Linked DNA regions of Homo sapiens: region 2 is linked to region 1. Evidence: chromatin contacts called from ENCODE Hi-C or POLR2A ChIA-PET data. All regions are on one chromosome and are shown on one strand. The core of a region is the stretch at or near the end of the contact, and the rest is flanking DNA. Distances in the headings are between cores, read along the strand shown.

The links. Hi-C counts contacts between places; a loop is a spot of excess contacts on that map. ChIA-PET counts read pairs that join two places held with the same protein, here RNA polymerase II (POLR2A). Pooled maps may share reads with other maps.
Region 2: a loop to region 1 is called in a pooled map, with 2.5 times the contacts of the local background. The contact joins two enhancer-like sites. A Hi-C loop is called at or near these places in 2 of 50 pooled maps. POLR2A ChIA-PET finds 5 or more read pairs at or near these places in 5 of 52 experiments (A673, AG04450, CD4-positive, alpha-beta T cell and 2 more).

The regions. Positions count from the first base shown.
Region 1 is chr16:68,209,257-68,215,767 of GRCh38, forward strand. The region is part of intron 9 of NFATC3 (nuclear factor of activated T cells 3); the gene reads left to right. It also overlaps the pseudogene RPS12P27. Among named protein-coding and RNA genes, the nearest start is that of MIR6773, 21 kb to the right of the region's middle. RefSeq lists an enhancer at 1,888-1,957. Within about 2 kb of position 1,840, at least 2 of the 41 ENCODE cell types and tissues checked have a DNase peak (open chromatin) inside an H3K27ac peak, as active enhancers do; they include CD4-positive, alpha-beta T cell, where a contact is called at or near this core.
Region 2 is chr16:68,283,210-68,289,591 of GRCh38, forward strand. SLC7A6 (solute carrier family 7 member 6) reads left to right here. Exons shown (of 11, transcript NM_003983.6): 4 at 4,537-4,662. It also overlaps the pseudogene RNU6-1262P. Among named protein-coding and RNA genes, the nearest start is that of SLC7A6, 22 kb to the left of the region's middle. RefSeq lists enhancers at 1,013-1,152, 6,234-6,373 and a silencer at 3,157-3,451. Within about 2 kb of position 1,829, at least 15 of the 41 ENCODE cell types and tissues checked have a DNase peak (open chromatin) inside an H3K27ac peak, as active enhancers do; they include CD4-positive, alpha-beta T cell, where a contact is called at or near this core.

The DNA.
Region 1 (6,511 bases), core at 590-3,089:
TTTGGGAGGCTGAGGCGGGCAGATAGCTAGAACCCAGGAGGTGGAGGCTGCAGTGAGCCGTGATTGGGATGCTACTGCACTCCAGCCTGGGCAACAGAGTGAGACCGTCTCAAAGAAAAAGAGTTCTTTCCCTGCCACTGCTGAGTTGAGTGGAGGCAGAGGCTTGGGTGCATTCAAGATTCAGCTTCACCCGTAGACCACCACCATGGCCACGGAAGGTGTTGCTGCTGGAGGTGTGGTGGCTGTTAATACTGCTTTACAAGAGGTGTTGAAGACTGTCCTCACCCATGATGGCCTAGCACGTGGAATTTGCAAAGCTGCTGAAGGGTCAGGCCCATCTTTTGTGTGTTTGCATCCAACTGTGATGAGCCTATGTCAAGTTCATAGAGGTTCTTTGTGCTGAACACCAAATCAACCTACTTAAGGTTGATGACAAGAAGCTAGGGGGAATGGTTAGGTCTCTGTAAAATTGACAGAGAGGGGAAACCCCGTAAAGTGGTTCGTTGCAGTTGTGTAGTAGTTGAAGTACTTCAAATGCAAGAAATGAACGAATAAAACTCTGGCTAACCCCCCTGCCCCCCAACACACACACAGACACACACACACACACACTCACAGTCACACTCACTCTGGGCATGTTGGCTCAATCCTGTAGTCCTAGCACTTTGGGAGGCCGAGGTGGGCAGATTGCTCGAGCCCAAGAGTTCAAGACCAGCCTGGGCAACATGAAATCCCATCTCTGCTAAAAATACAAAAAATGGCCAGGTGCAGTGGCTCGCGCCTGTAATCCCAGCACTTTGGGAGGCCGAGGTGGGCGGATCACGAGGTCGGGACATTGAGACCATCCTGGCTAACACAGTGAAACTCCATCTCTACTGAAAATACAAAAAAATTAGCTGGGCATGGTGGCGGGCACCTGTAGTCCCAGCTACTCGGGAGGCTGAGGCAGGAGAATGGCGTGAACCCGGAAGGCGGAGCTTGCAGTGAGCCAAGATCATGCCACTGCGCTCCAGCCTGGGCGACAGAGTGAGATTCCTTCTCAAAAAAAAAAAAAGAAAAAAAAAAAGAATACAAAAAATTAGCCAGGTGCTGTGGTCCCAAATACTTGGGAAGCTGAAGTGGGAGGATTGCTTGAGCCTGGGAGGTAGAGGCTGCAGTGAGCCATTATTGTGCCACTGCACACCAGCCTTGGTGACAGAGTGACACCTTGTCTCAAAAAAAATAAAAGAATTTTTACAAACACTTTTCTGCATCTATCGAGATGATCATGTGGTTTTTAAATTAATTTTTGTAGAGGTAGGGTCTTGCCATGTTGCCCATGCCAGTCAGGAGTATGTTTTTTTTTCTTTTGTTCAACTAATTTGGCATATTACTTTAATTGATTTTCATTTGTTGAATCATCCTTGCATTCTGGGAATAAAACTCACTTGGTCTTAATGTATCATCCTTTTAATATGCTGCTGAATTGTGTTAGTGTTTTGTTGATTTTTGCATCTATATTCATAAAGAATATTCTGTAGTTTTTTTGTTTTTTTGTTTGTTTGAGATGGAGTCTTGCTCTGTCGCTCAGGCAGGAATGCAGTGGTGTGACCTCGGCTCACTGCAACCTCTGCCTCCCCAGTTCAAGCGATTCTTCTGCTTCAGCCTCCCGAGTAGCTGGGACTACAAGTGCGCACCACCATGCCCGGCTAATTTTTTTGTATTTTTAGTAGAGATGGGGTTTCACCATATTGGCCAGGCTGGTCTCGAACTCCTGACCTCGTGATCCACCCACCTTAGCCTCCCAGGTGTAAGCCACTGTGCCTAGCCTTTTCTTTTCTTATAGTATCTTTTTCTGGCTTTGTGTCAGAGTAAATTCTGGCCTCATAATGAGTTAGGAAGTGTTTCCTTTTCTTTAATCTTTTTAAGAGTTTCAAAAGAATCGAAACTCTTTTTTCTTTGTTTTGTTTTGAGATGGAGTCTCGCTCTGTCGCCAGGCTGGAGTGCAGTGGCGCGATCTCAGCTCACTGCAACCTCCACCTCCCGGGTTCACGCCATTCTCCTGCCTCAGCCTCTCGAGTAGCTGGGATTACAGGCACTCACCACTATGCCCAGCTAATTTTTGTATTTTTAGTAGAGACGGGGTTTCACCATGTTGGCCAGGATGGTTTCTATCTCCTGACCTTGTGATCCTCCCGCCTCGGCCTCCCAAAGTGCTGGGATTACAGGCGTGAGCCACTGTGCCCGGCTGAAACTCTTCTTCTGTAAATGTTTTTTGTTGTTGTTGTTGTTGTTGTTGTTGTTTGAGTCGGAGTCTCACCCTGTTGCCCAGTCTGGAGTGCAATGGCATGATCTCAGCTCACTGCAACTTCCGCCTCCCAGGTTCAAGCAATTCTCCTGCCTCAGCTTCCTGAGTAGCTGGGATTACAGGCATCTACCACACGCCCAGCTAATTTTTGTGTTTTTAGTAGAGACGGGGTTTCACCATGCTGGCCAGGCTGGTCTCGAACTCCTGACCTCAGGTGATCTACCCGCCTTGGCCTCCCAAAGTGCTGGGATTACAGGCATGAGGCACCGTGCCCGGCACACTTTTGTAAATGTTTGGTCAAAGTTCTTGTGATCAGGAGAGATGAATGAGGTATATTTTGGAGCTCACGAAAGTGCTTCAAGGAACTAGAAGGATTTCTGGAGCACTGCAAGTTTCTGTAAAGCACAATCTGAAAGTACCACTGAATTCATCCACTCACAAAAGCTCCCATAGTGTGTGTTGGCCTCTTGCTTTGTTCCTGGGATGCTTTCTTATGATTTTTATGCTGCTGTACCTGTAATCACATGTTCTATACCTTCAAGTCTGTTTTGGAGGATTCAGTTGTGGAGATTGGGAACCCCCAGAAAGAGTATTTTGATATTTTCAGTATTTAAAATACTTTGCACACACTGTAATCTTTAAATCACCTCTGAAAACTAGGTGAGTGATCTCAAATAATAAACAAGCTTAAGTCAGAAAAATTTTGCTTAACCAAAGGATTTCTGGATTTTGTTTTGTTTTGACCCCTATAGTGAGGGTGCATTTTGTACAGATTGACTCTTCCTTTGTTTTTCTTTTTTTATCTGCTTAAAAGGAAGGTATTAGTTAGTGTTCATAGAGACTACATGCAGATTTTTCCCTTCTAAGTAGGTTAGGTCCTTTTACTTGAAGTTGTACAACAGAGGCCAAGAATAATTCCTTATAGGCAAAAAGATGAGAGTTGTTGTTGTTGTTGTTGTTTGAGTCGGAGTCTCACTATTTCGTTATTGTGTTTTTGACTCTTGGGGCATCTGAATGCTTTAGCCAGTACTGCAAAACTGACCAGTGGTGACTCTTCTTTTGTGCAGTGACTTTCAAACATTTTTGACAGCTTCCTACAATAAAATACAAGGATTATGTTGTGACCCAGTACACAAAAAATACATACATATACAACTAATGTTAAAGTCTCACAAACCAATTCTTAACCTTTATTAGAGGGAATGCAGCCTGCTATCTTCTATTTTGTTCTATTTCTTTCTCTTTTTTTTTTTTTTTTTTTTTTGAGATGGAGTCTCACTCTGTTGCCCAGGCTGAAGTGCAGTGGCGTGATCTTGGCTCACTGCAAGCTCTACCTCCCAGGTTCACGCCATTCTTCTGCCTCAGCCTCCCAAGTAGCTGGGACTACAGGCGCCCGCCACCACGCCTGGCTGATTTTTTTTTTTTTTTTGTATTTTTAGTAGAGACAGGGTTTCACCGTGTTAGCCAGGATGGTCTCGGTGTCCTCACCTCATGATCCACCCGCCTCAGCCTCCCAAAGTGCTGGGATTACAGGTGTGAGCCACCATGCCCGGCCTGTTTCTTTCTCTTCTTTAAAATACTAGTTTCAGGGGCCGGGTGCAGTGGCTCACGCCTATAATCCCAGCACTTTGGGAGGCCGAGGTGGGTGGATCACAAGGTCAGGAGATCAAGACCATCCTGGCTAAGAAGGTGAAACCCTGTCTCTACTAAAAATACAAAAAATTAGCCGGGCGTGGTGGCGGGCACCTGTGGTCCCAGGTACTCAGGAGGCTGAGGCAGGAGAATGGCGTGAACTCAGGAGGTGGAGCTTGCAGCGAGCCAAGATGGTGCCACTGCACTCCAGCCTGGGCGACAGAGCAAGACTCTGTCTCAAAAAATAAATAAATAAATAAATAAAAATTAAAAAAAATAAAAATTAAAAAAAAAATACTAGTTTCAACTTGCTGAATTGATTTCATAAATTTCTAATGGATGTGAACTTTAGTTTAAAAAATACTCCTCCAGGCGGGCATGGTGGCTTACGCCTGTAATCCTAGCACTTTGGGAGGCCTAGGCGGGCGGATAACCTGAGGCCAGGAGTTTGAGACCCACCTGGCCAACATGGTTGAAACCCCATCTCTACTAAAAATACAAAAAGTAGCCAGGCATGGTGGTGAGTGCCTGTAGTCCCAGCTACTAGGGAGGCTGAGGCAGGAGAATCACTTGAACCTGGGAGGCAGAGGTTGCAGTGGGCAGAGATTGTGCCACTGCACTCCAGCCTGGGTGACAGAGTGAGACTCCATCTCAAAAAAAATACTCTTCCATGACTCCCAGATTTGGCTGTACATATAGTTTTCTGGGCTGCTACCCTTGAAGATTTTGATTTTGTGGTTTGAGTTTGTATTTTTATAAAACATTCAGGAGTTTATATTTTTATCAGTTGCCCAGATAATTTTGATGTAGCCTTAGCCAAGTATTTGGGAACTACTAATAGATATAATGTAATAAAAACTAGTTTATTTAAAGCTGAATTTATCCCTTAAAACCACTGAAAACCATAATTGTAACTCTTAAAGTTATTGCCCTTCAAATTTTTAAAAGAATCATCTTAGTACCTGAGCTATCTGAACTCCAGTATTTATTTTATCTAATAAAATGTGGAGAGCCATTTTATGCAGTGATTGACAAGTAAAAGACAGTTAAATTCCTTTTGATTATAGAAAAAAAACAGGCTGGGCACTGTAGTAGATTAAGTTCACCCTCTGGTTTGTTCCATTCAGTAGTGATGTTGTCTTCTTTGACACAGACCAATTTATATCTGACTTGGAACACCAGCCATCAGGTTCAGCAGAGAAATGGCCTAACCACAGTGTGCTCTCATGTCCAGCTCCTTTCTGGAGAATCTAGAGGGTGAGTGTTGATTGAAATGTGTCATTGTTTTTGTGCCCAAGTCTGGTATTTGCATGCAGTGGCTGGATTTGCATGTGCTACAGAGGAGGGGGTATGCACGGGCATTTTCTGGTAGGCCCACTCATTATCTTTGGAACTACACTTTGACTAAAAGACTCTGCTTTTTAAACTTAACCACACTCAGGCTCTTACACTTGTGCTTATGATTTTATTCTTGAATGAAAGGGAAGTGTTTACTTAGATTTATTAGACCAAAGCAGAAAGAGGTTTCGTATCTATGAATTCTATATGGTTTGGGTTGCTCAGTAAATTTGGTTGCTGATCAGGTATGTAAGCCTACTCATTCCTGGTCAAGTACTCTTAACTTTTGATGTGAATGAAATCAGGAAATTTTGTCCGTTTTTCAGAGGCAACCCAGAATATTTATCCCTAGCCTCCCCTGTGGGCCCATGTTTGCACTTCCGGTAGTCCTCTGGGGCTCTACTTGGAAGAAAGCTGTAGTACTAGAGCCAGTGTCTGTGTCTAGGCTTAGGCTTCTAGACTCAGCAGCCAAGGAGGAACGAAGCTGTTCCTTGCTGTCATGTTGGCTCCTTTCTTCAAATACTATGAAAGCCACTTAAGAAAATATATGATAGAAATTATAAATACACAGATTATACCTTCCTAAATGCCATTTGAATTTTATTTTAAAATGAATCTGGATTTGGAAGGGGCCTTGGAAATCATGTTCACTACCCAAACCTTTATATTTAGGTTTCTGCAGCTTCCTGATGACCTATCAGACAAGATACCAAAACCCTAACTTCTCCCAGAACTGGGCCTACCCTGGTCTCACATCATTCTTGTCCAACCATGAGAGGAGTGGTGACTTAATTCCTGCATTGAATGTATATAAAACTCTCAGGAGAGTTATAACCAGAGGATTTAAAATAATTTCCTCATATTAGGGGTGAGAAAATAAGTTGCAGAAGGATTAGTTAAGTCACCTGAGTCACATCACAGCCAAACCAAGGCTAAAGCTTACTTCTTCCAGTGTTAAGCCCAGTGTGCTTCCCATGTGTGAAGCAACAAGTTGGTCACTAATGATCTTGGTAAGAAGGAAGTATTATGTGGAGTGAAGGGATCGATGGATGACTGAGTAAATAAGAGGTGAGAACATAGAAGAAACAGCAGTGTAGACAACTCCTTTAAGATGTTAAGCCATGAAAGAAAGAATTAGATACAGAGGGGAACATGGGGTTGAGTGTTTTTATTTGCTTGCTTGCTTCTTTGAGATAGAGAGATTTGCACTTTTTTTTTTTTTTTTTTTTTTTGAGATGGAGTCTTGCTCTGCCA
Region 2 (6,382 bases), core at 579-3,078, 74 kb after region 1:
ATGGCTCAAACATGTTGATGTTTGTTTCTCTCACATGTTAAAAGGAGGCAGTGTGGTTTGGATGACTTCAGTTCTTCAGGGAGCCAGGTTTATTCCTTCTGTCTTCCTGCCATCCTCAGCCTGTGACTTCTAGCTGGTGGTCCAGGATGGTTATTGAAGCTCTAGCTGTCATGTCTGCACTGTAACTGACAAGAAGGACAAAGACACTGCCTCCCCCATTTAAAGACACTTTCTGAGGTCTTATATGAAATATTTGCATACATCCCGGGAGAAAACCTGGTTGCACAGCCGTACCTACCTGCAGGAGAGGCTGGGCAATGTCAGCTTTATTTTGGACAGCCATGCCTTCAGCTAAAATTTCTATTACGAATGAAAAAGGGAAGAACAGATAGAGGAAGATAACTAGCCATGTCTGCCACAGAGACTTTGGGGATTTGTTTCTGCTTTGGCTTTCAGTTTGGATCTGCCATTTGAGTACTCCTTTCTCAGCAATAAGCTCCCAGAGAGCCTTGAAGACCCTCACGTGGGTCCCACGCTCCTTGGTGCAGGCTTGTCCAGCAAGGAAATGAGATCAGGAGAAGAGGGAAGGCTTGGATGTTTTAATTGTGGTAGCTGAATCTTAGCATCTGGCTTTAAGGCCCAGTTGTTGACTTTGTTTGAACTCTGATAGTTTATGGTAAGCTAGGGGGGCTGGGAGTTCTGGGAAGCAATAGAGGAGTAAGGATCAGATGGTGAAATTTTGTTTCTTAATTAGAATCAGGAGAACAGTCAAGGGACTTGGCTTCTGCTTGACAGACTGTTCTAGGAGCTCTCTGTTCTCTGGCAGGGCTGATAGTAGGGTGAGGCAAACGAGGTGCCTGGGGTCAGCGTTGAAGGGCGTACTCACTCTCAGGTTCCGGCATGTGGTCCCCTGAGAGTGAGTGCCTCCTTAAATTTTGTGCCCTAGGTGCCTCCTAGCTTCACACTACCCTGGCTCTGCCTTCTGGTGCTACATTGTTGCTAATGAACCATTTTTATTTTTAAACAAATTCTTTTAAAAATTTTCAGGGGCCATGCTAATCTTCTTTGCGTCGTTCCAATTTTAGTATATGTGCTGCTGAAGTGAGCACGAACTATTTTTATTTTTATCTAGAAAGAGGCGTATGTTCACGGTAAACCATGGTAAACCACAGAGTGGAAAAAGTCTCCTTCCCTCTCCACAGCTTTAGTCTTTCTCCCCAGAGGAGCCACTCTGACCAGGTGCTTTTGTATCCTTCCAGCTGGTCTATTGGAATGGACTCTGCAGGCATTTCCACAAGCAGCCTTCTTTATTCATTAGTTTAGCACATAGTTGAATTTCCACTGTGTGTAATATTTACCTGTGCACAGAGAGGACCAAACCTGTAGGACATTTATGGCAGGATAGAAGGAAGGAGAAGGATCAGAAGTGAGACCCAGTGCCAGTTAGTGGGTCTGAGGAGTGTATCAGCTTCTCTTCCCCTTGGAGCTGCAAACCAGAAGCACAGTTAGCACTGCCAGGATATTGTCAGACAGTCTCTTTCTCCATGTTTATTTCCACCTTTTTGTGTTTCTCTCCTTTTATCCTCTTCTGTCTCTGCCTCCTTGTCTCTTATCTCTCACCCCTCTGTCTCTTCTGTGTATTTTCTCGTCTTTTTTTTTTTTTTTTTTAGAGACAAGTTCTCACTCTGTTGCCCTGGCTGGAGTGCAGTGACTATTCACAGATGCTATTACAGTGCACTATAGGCCCGGACTCCTGGGTTCGGCAGTTCTCCCACCTCAGCCTCCCACACAGTTGGGACTCCAGGTGTGCACCGCTGCCCCGGCCCCCTGTCTGTCTTTTTGTCTAAGCTGCATGCCCTCCCACTTCTGCTTCTTTTTGTGTTCTGCTTCCTTCCTCTATTTACTTATGGTTTCTGTCCCTTTGTTACTAAGGGCTTGTATGTGACTTTCACTTGCTGTAGCTCCTGACCCTTCTGCCCATTACTGTTAGATTCAGTTTCTTGGTATTCCAACTCTGTGTTTCTGGGAGAGGCAATGTAACAGGCTCAACTTGGGTCCAGTGTCTGGCTCCATCAGTCATGATAGGGAAGGGGGAGCAATTCCCAAGAAGGAGCTGGGCAGGTACTTCAAAACATGGCTACTGTACTGTGTAGGGGCCTATGGATTACTGGTACCTATTAACTAGGTAATCCTTATGTTAGCTGATTGAGGCTTAACCCCATACAGGTAGCTTTGATCATCAGGGTAGGTCCCTGGGAAGACCTGCCAGCAGCATGCATTTCTTTGGGCTGCTTCTCCCCTCCCATTTGACCACTGTCCCCCTACTCCCACATCATGATTGACTAGTAAGCACCTGTGTTACTGGCCAGTGTACTGAGTGAAAGCTCTTTGAAGCCATTGAGCCTGGCACCTGCCACCTGTGTTCATTTTCACAGGCTGGCCATAGGCACTTCTCTCCATTTGAATGGAAGAATATCCAACTTTCTGACAATTTGCCTTGCTCCAGGGAATTGGAAGTTAGAGTGAAAATCTTACCACCTTGGTTCCAACCAGGGTTTATCAGTGCCCCTCTTTGCTTGGTGATGAGCTTAAGAAAACAACGTGGCCAGGCATAGTGGCTCATGCCTGTAATCCTAATATGGGAGGCTGAGGCAGGAGGATTGCTTGAGCCCAGGAGTTCCAGACCAGCCTGGACAATACAGCAAGACCCCTGTCTCTACAAAATAATTTTTTTTTAATTAGCTGGGTGTGGTGGTGTGCACCTGTGGTCCCAGCTAATAGGAGGTTGAGGTGGGAAGATCACTTGAGCCCTGGACATCGAGGCTGCAGTGAGCTGTGATCGCACCCACTCCAGCCTGGGTGACAGAGCAAGACCCTGTCTCAAAAAAAAAAAAAAAAAAAAAAAGAAGGAAAGAAGGAAAATAAAATGATATACTGCTGTTACCTTCTGAGAATTTGTGATCTTGGGAGAAGCATGACCCAATCACCTGAGGGAGAGACTTGAGACAGGTGTCTACATGATGATAGCATAGACACTAACCTGTGCTAAGAAGCAGGAATGCCATGTGGTTCAGGAGAGAAAGAGCTCAGAGAGGGGTGGGGTGGTGTATTCAGAGAAGGTTTTACAGAGGAAGAGGAAGTGGGGGCTGAACTAGACCTTGACTGGGAGTTGCTGTTGGCTATGGCAGGAAGAGGAGGGGAGGACATTTCTTTTTATGTGTGTGTACGGTACGAGTAAGAGAGAGAGTCTGGCTGAAGGAGAGAGTGCAAAGTGGGTAGGAGTAAGTGGAGTTGGCCTAGAGGATGGGCCCAAAAGATTTTGTAGTAAGATTTGAGGTGCACATAAAAGTTCTGTTTTTGTATGCTAGAGGCAGTACTCACAGATGTCACTGCGTTCCTTCCTGCTGGATATTGCTCTTATGTCGTCCCCATGGATCAGTCATTGTTTAGCAGGAGCAAAGTGCCGGGGCTCTCAGCACAGGGCCCAGATGTCACTGAAGTGTGTGAGGAGCTAGAACTTAAAGCCACGTGAGCCTAGGGAGTACTCGAGTGGGTGCGCTTCTCCATGGACTTCATTGAGAATTGGGAGGTATGGGTAGGAATGAGGGTGGAAGCGATCAGTGGGCTTGGGAATGTGAACTTAGAAATGGTAGTTAGCTTCTCTCACCTCAGTTTCCTCATCCATAAAATGGGAATAGGAATATCTGTATTTTGGAGTCGTGAGAATTGATGGAGAGGTGTATGTGAAATTGTCAGGCATATAACAGACTTTTCTTTTTCTCCTTTTTTTTTTTTTTTTGAGACGAGGTCTTACTCTGTCATCAGGCTGGAGTGCACGGCTCACTGCTGCCTCAACCTCCTAGGCTCAAGCGACCCTCCCTCCTCAGCCTCCTGAGTAGCTGGGACTACAGGTGTGCACCACCACGCCCAGCTAATTTTTGTATTTTTTGTAGGGACAGGGTTTCTCCATGTTGCCCAGGCTGGTCTCTAACTCCTGGGCTCACATGATCCATCTGCCTCAGTTTCCCAAAGTGCTGGGATTACAGGTGTGAGCCACTGCACCTGGCCTCATTTTTACACTTAATGCAAAACACTGTCTCTCTAATTTCTTAGGTAACCTGCCATCTGCATTCAAATTTACCTCACTTACTGATGAGTTTCTTTTGGCCATGAAGAGGTCTTGTGTCTCCTGTGGTTTGGAACCTTGGGAGTCTGGGTGGGAAAGAGTAGGTGAAATCACCCATCCCTGGGCCTGGGGGGAATTCCCAGAAATGGTGCTAGCCATCAGGATGTATAAGTATGTGTTCACGCATGCCTTCATATCCTTGAGCACCAGTAGTGATGGAAGTGCCTGTGTGCTGTCAGCTGGGGCGGGTGCAGGGTGTCCCCTCGCTTGCCAGTTCGCCTTGTTCTGACTGGTCCATTGGCCCCTTTGCCTTAGGCAGGAAGGGCAGAAAGAGTGCTCTCTGTAAAGAGGGGTTGGGCCCCTGTGCCCTCAACTCAAGCCTGCCAGTGACTTTGTGGTTTTCCTCCTAGGTCTGCTGACATTTGTGAACTGTGCCTATGTCAAGTGGGGCACACGTGTGCAGGACACGTTCACTTACGCCAAGGTCGTAGCGCTCATTGCCATCATTGTCATGGGCCTTGTTAAACTGTGCCAGGGTAAGTGGTGGGAAGGGGGGTACCACCAACAGTTCCTCTGGATTCCCTGAGGAGAACATGGCGACTCTGTTAGCTTCACTGCTCGGCTGTTTCTATGTACATGCTAGCATGTGTCAGTGAGTGCAAGAGATGGGAGTAGATTTCTTTCTGGGCTTTTTGGGCCAGGCTGGCTTGGCCAAGTGGACATGAGTCAGCCTGTCCCTCAGGGCTGGTTTCCTTTGGTGGAGGCTGGGAGCATTGCAGGAAGCCAGCCAAGGGCCTAGGAGCTCCTGAAGCTTGGGTCATGATTGGGTCATAAAAGTAATCTGTGGGGATAGAGTGGCTCCTGTTTGTGGTCTGTGACTGCCAAGCTACAAGTAGGAAGACTGGGCCCTCCTTGAGACAGGTGGCAGGGTATATGGAGCTGGAAGTGGGGTATGGAAATGGGTGGTTATTTTGCAGCCTTTACTTTTCATCTGGACTTGTATTCAGCAATCCCTCCCCAAGTCAGCTCTCAGAAAAATATTAAAATATTGTGAAATTGGCAGTGTCTTTCCTAAATGTTGGCTTTAGAAAGCTTTTCATTCCTGGATCAGAGAGGACTGGCAGTGAGGGTAACAGGCCTACCAAGATCTCATGAGCCCTAGAGAGGTCTTGAGGTGTCTTTAGCCACAGATATCTCAATCATTTCACAGCCCAGTTCTCTAGGTCATCAGTCCCTAAATGTGGCTGTGTACAGTCACCCGGGGAGCTGAGACCCTAATCTCAAATCTGTTGGATCACATTCTGGTTGGTGTGGAGTCTAAAAAGCTGTGCTTTTAAGAATTGCCCTTGGCCCGGCACGGTGGCTCACGCCTGTAATCCTAACACTTTGGGAGGCTGAGGTGGGCGAATCAGCAGGTCAGGAATTCGAGACCAGCCTGACCAACATAGAGAAACCCTGTCTCTACTAAAAATACAAAAATTGGCTGGGCATGGTGGTGCGCGCCTGTAATCCCAGCTACTTAGGAGGCTGAGGCAGGAGAATGGCTTGAAAACAGGAGGCGGAAGTTGCAGTAAGCCGAGATTGTGCCACTGCCCTCCATCCAGCCTAGGTGACAGAGCAAGATTCCATCTCAAAAAAAAAAAAAAAAAAAGAATTGCCCTTGTTGGGCTGGGCGCGGTGGCTCATGCCTGTAATCTCAGCACTCTGGGAGGCCGGGAGGCTGAGGCAGATGGATCACCTGAGGTCAGGAGTTTGAGACCAGCCTGGCCAACATGGAGAAACCCTGTCTCTACTAAAAATACAAAAAATTAGCCGGGGGTGGTGGTGGGTGCCTCTAATCCCAGCTACTCGGGAGGCTGAGGCAGGAGAATCGCCTTAAACTGGGAGGCAGAGGTTGCAGTGAGCCAAGATCTTGCCATTGCACTCCAGCCTGGGCAACAAGAACGAAACTCTGTCTCAAAAAACAGAAAAAGAAAAAGAAAAAAAGAATTGCCCTTGTTGATTCTTAGACTGCTGGTCTAGCCTGTGTACTTATATCAAGTTAGTAGAGCTAGCCATGTGGATGTCCCTGGAGGCTCAGGAGCATCCTGGGGTCAAATTGGGTTTTGAGTAATCCTCCCCTGAAGATCTGTTCCTTAGGGAACCACTGCTGTGTATGAGAATGGACACCCCTGAGGACAGGGGTCTCTATTTTCTCTTCTCTTGCTGCATAGCCAGCTCTTTTTACCACATGAGAGCTGGGTCTAGGCTTTCTTC